2 separate regions of the Mus musculus genome follow, and region 2 is linked to region 1. The links are chromatin loops, found by intact Hi-C in ENCODE. Cell type or tissue: left cerebral cortex. All regions are shown on one strand.

Region 1 (2,500 bases):
TATATTAAGAGGTTGCAGCACTAAGAAGGTTGTAGAACCACTGCTTTAAGAGAATATTTCTAGATGCTATTTAGGCAATCCATGTTTAGGAAACAAGGGTGCAATACTAAGATTATATCCTCAAGTCAGAGATGATAATGGTTGGAGTGTTAGCAATAGATGGAGGAATATTGGTTGCTTTTAGGTTATTTTGGGAATAGAGTGGACAGGATTTTCTGATGGACTGTTTCTTAAGCAGGAGGCACAAGAGAGATGGTAAGACCTTAGGGTAGAAGTAGTAGAAGGTTGAGTTGACACCTGGAGGAGGAGGAGGAGGAGGAGGAGGAAGGAAGGAAGGAAGGAAGGAAGGAAGGAAGGAAGGGAGGGAGGGAGGGAGGGAGGGAGGGAGGGAGGGAGGGAGGGAGGGAAGAAGGAAGGGAGGGAGGGAGGGAGGAAGGAAGGAAGAAGGAGAAGGCTCTGTTTGGTGTAGGTTTCCATTTGGTCTTAATGGGTGGAGGTCAGAGTCTCTGTTTTGCACATGTAAAGTCTTAGATTTCTAGTGACAGCCCAGAGAAGGTATCAGCAGATAGAAGCTCTTTAATGCTCCTGCTATGTTATCAGCCATAAAATTCAAACCAGCACAGGAAAAGAGAGGTCACAGAGCTAATGCTGTTTATTCTGACCACGGGTAGTGATAGCATTTTAGCATTTGAGGAAGCACACCAATACTACAAAATTCTGTAGTACTGCAAGATGGGCTATCTTTAAAGATTTCTGTTTTTAAGGCTGGTCTACATTATTTATGCTGTCTATACAAGAACTGTCTGGAAGAGTCTAGAGAGGAGGTCATAGCCATGCCTGTGATGCTCTCCTTTACTGTGCGGCACACCTGTTCCTGGTGACCTAATTTAATTCTTTCACATATGCTGACCCACTGGCTCACATCTTTATTCACATGTAGTTAATTGTGCAAAATATTTTTATCCTCATGACCATTGATCCCTGGATGATTTCCTAAAGATATTTTAAACTACTAGAGCACACGTGAAAAGTGATTCCCGACTTGATGGTTTAAAAATTAAGGAGATTTAAAGTTAGTTCAATTTTGTCCAGTGTCTCCTAGTGCCCACCACACTTTTGCTGAATACTTTGAGCACTGCTTTTTTTTGTGGGTGACAGCAGAGGTAGCAGATAAGAGTGCACTGGGAAACCAGTGGCACACAGGAGCTGTGAGTGGCAGGCAGCCAGCTGGGGTGGAGGCTGGAGGGTGTAGGTGTGTGGGGAAGCTGTGAGGGGAAGGAGGTGTGAGGAACAAGACGAGGTGATAGAAAATGTTCTAGGATATATAAGAGAGCAAGTGTCAGGGTGGGGATGAGGAAGAAGAGATGTTGGGTGGTGTTGAGAAAAAAAAGCTTTGCATAGAGGTGGTACAATTTAATCTGATGTATGTCTCTAATTGGTTTGAAGATGACAGGAAGGTTTATTCATGAGGAAGACAAATGTGGCAAGTCCCATTGGAGCTCTTTGGGTGATAGGCATGGTGTGTGCCTTGCTTTTACAGTAAATACCATTGCTGGGGGAGTCTGACTAGCATCCCATGCTATTGCTTTTGTGAACTTTAGATATCCTGGAGTCTCCCCCCTTTTCTCTAGCCAACTTTTTCTAGAATGTCTGGAAGTTTTTGAAGTGCAATGAGACACAATTAGTACTGTCTTCTGTCATACTTAAGCTGTAGTGAGTATGTAGTAGATTTGGCTGTCTCCCAGACTTTGAGAAGGAAACCAACCATTCGTATGTCACAAGAGTCACCTCGTTACCTCTTCTGCTTCATCCACAACTCATAAGGGTAATGGTACATGCATTCTCAGCTCACCCATTTCAAGACCACAGTTTTAGATTTCATTCCTATCTTTTATAAACAATAAATGACTTCTGTATCTGTTGCCTAGATCCACGAGATACCCTAAAGCCATTCTAATGGGAGGAACCATTAAAATTTTGCAGTGAAGGATAAGAGACACATGGGTACTAGTGTCTTCTCTCTGGAAAGTCTACTCCTCTTAAAGCTGCTGTGTCCTGTTGATTTTACTCTTCTTAATTGGAAGCACTCAGGTTCTCCGGTAAGAGCCCTCTATCACTGTTAGAGCTTGGATTCCTTATTTCTTCATGGTAAATTCCCTTGACTACCTGGTGGCCACACAAAAGCACCCTAGGAAGTCCCCACCATTATAGTTCATGGGCATGGAGCTGGACAGAAGGTGATTAGCTGGCTCTTGGACACAGAACAGTTCAAATCCCAATCCAGTGTCTTCATTTCTCCACTGCATTGTAAGACCTGGCTGAGAAGACAATGATGGATGTGGCTTGATGCTGTCACTCCATTAATTAAGAAGATGTAAAAAGTTACAGGAGTTCCTGACTTAGAAATTTGCTTCTGATTGTGACAGAAAAGCCAACTGAAAAGCACCGACAGCTGACTGTGCAGGAACTATGGAAGGAGACTCACTGACCAGCAGGGAAA
Region 2 (2,500 bases), 300 kb after region 1:
TCCTTCCTTCCTTCCTTCCTTCCTTCCTTCCTTCCTTCTTTCCTTCCTTCCTTCCTTGCCTTCTCTTCCTTCCTTCCTTCTCTTCCTTCTCTTCCTTCTCTTCCTTCTTTCCTTCCTTCCTTCCTTCTTTCTTTCCTTCCTTCCTTGCCTTCTCTTCCTTCCTTCTCTTCCTTCTCTTCCTTCTTTCCTTCCTTCCTTCCTTCTTTCTTTCCTTCCTTCCTTGCCTTCTCTTCCTTCCTTCTCTTCCTTCTCTTCCTTCCTTCATTCCTCCCTTCCTTCTTACTTTTTGGTAACCCCTTTCCCTAAGGAGTAACAAAACTCACTGATATTCAGGAGGCATCTGAGATTACGAGTCACATGATTTCTGGAATATTTGATGGAACTTGGAATACTGACTCACTCCTATCATTTATCTAGCTTTGCATTCCTACTATTAGGTCCCATGATGAGATTTGTCACCACAGCAAGCACACTGGGCAGCTGTATAAAACTCATTATGTTATATTCTTTGAAGGCTTAACTAAAGGCAAGGAGATATATATATATATATATATATATATATATATATATATATATATATATATATATCGTCTTGAAAGATTTAAAAGCAACTACCATAGAGCTCTGACTTCCAGGCGGAATCCCCAGGGTCATATTCTATAAGCATAGTCCATGTGGCATGAGATTAAATTTAAAACTAGTTAAATTATGTGCAAATCATAAAGCTACTAGTTTTCAGTAAGCAATGCAGGGAAATTATTAAAAGGAGTATTCACAGGGGTTTTGAACGGTCATCGGCAAGTTATAAATCACTAGCAACTGCTTTTCATTGTTACATTGGCTGAAAATCAGAACTTAGCCCCTCAGGGATACATACAGCTACCACATAGCAGATGTGCCTTAATTCACTCTTCTGGTTAAAGCTCCACACCTCTGTCAGTTCCGTTCTGCCTCCCGTTTCTATCTATAGTCCATAGTGGATTGCTAGCATCCTGCAGCTTTAGCCTCCTGGAGCCTTTGTCACTGATTATAGCTGCTCTCAACACCACACTAAACTGGGGAAAAATGGTATTCTGTGCATGCAAATCCTATTCATATCACTCAGGTATGTGAACTGAAATACAAGTGTCATCTGATCACCCCTGAATTTACAGCTCCTTCCTGCCAACGCATCTCGCTTTACACTTGCTAGCTCTGCTTTAAAATCTAGTACATACCTCAGACTTCATGTGTTCTGTACAAAGCACTTCTTTCTCCAATCCCTTCCCTATACTGGTCTTTGTACATGGAATGTAATACAGTTATACACCCATCATTATGAAGGATACATGCCTGGTTCATGGCTTTTGCTTATATCCTGCATGCAAACATGAGCCAGTTGACTAGCTTCATACTTACAAAGATTATAGCTTTGACCCTAATATGCTGCTTGCTGGGAATTAACTTGCAAAAGGGTCAAAATCGGGTAACTGGGAGGGTTGAGTCAGTATGGGAATATCTGAGAATGTACTTCCCAAGAAGAGAGTTAAGATGAAAACTGTGATCTCAGGAAACAGGAGACTACACAAAAAAACTCAGTGAGGAGTCAGTGGACCTTGAAGGGGCAGGAAGGTATTCAGTGCCAAATAGAAAGTATTCTGAGTCACTAATGACAAGAAAACTTCAATATTACAGCTGCATCGGCTTCAGATAGGAAGCCAGCGATAGCACTCCTGATGGGAAAATAGCAATAAAAGGGAGGGTGAGCAATCCACCTGAAAAGTGGATGCATAGAGTTATGGGGAGGGTAGATTCTGGCATGGGAAAGATGAAGCTGAGTATCCTTTAGTAGAAATGGGTATGACCAATCATGAAGAAAATGGTTCCTTAATGTCAGAGGAGAGTAGAAAATTCTGCGCACATAAAGGAATTGTTCAAGGAAATTTCTTCTGCTTTGATCACAACTTTTGGAATGTAATAAAGGTTTACTAAATCTGGCTTGATGATACAAGTGACATCAAAACTAAAAAGCAGTAGAAACATCCAAGTATTTTTATTAAGAGCAACAGCGGACATTGAAGCAAAGTAGATTTTTATAATGAATTATGTGTCATAAAAGAAATTCTTAAATAAGCGCTTCCTCCTCCCTATCTTATCAATGCCACTCTAGTTTCTGTTTAGGATCACCAAGACCTGTACCTTTGAGAGCAGGACCCTAGTTGCTTTTTCAAAAAATAGAGATAATAATGATGTCTGAATATATTCACATTAAAAAATGCTTACTGTAGAATTGAAAGTGGGCATGTGGATGCTATAATGTTACAGAAATGGAAATAGCAACTGTAATAGACTTCTATATATGTGGGTAGAAACTGGTAATTTTTAAAAAAATCTTAATTGTTTTTTTCCAATAATACAAAATAATTTGTATTGTTTATTCATTAGAAAGTAAAGACTAATCAAAGAAGAAGCCCGTTATACCAGACTACCTAAAATATCAGATCACAAATGCAAAACTAGA

What was found. Peaks named below come from ENCODE experiments on the same cell type or tissue, not always from the same donor. Only the 100,000 strongest peaks of a DNase experiment are listed, where the experiment ranks them.
Region 2: a loop joins it to region 1, with 4 times the contacts of the local background. A loop is called at or near these places in 2 of 42 quality-filtered maps.

The regions. Positions count from the first base shown.
Region 1 is chr14:74,408,397-74,410,896 of GRCm38, reverse strand. No RefSeq gene overlaps it. Among named protein-coding and RNA genes, the nearest start is that of 4933402J15Rik, 54 kb to the right of the region's middle. In left cerebral cortex, no CTCF peak of the experiment used is centred here; a DNase peak (open chromatin) is centred at 1,256.
Region 2 is chr14:74,108,863-74,111,362 of GRCm38, reverse strand. No RefSeq gene overlaps it. Among named protein-coding and RNA genes, the nearest start is that of Gm35517, 95 kb to the right of the region's middle. In left cerebral cortex, no CTCF peak of the experiment used is centred here; a DNase peak (open chromatin) is centred at 1,064.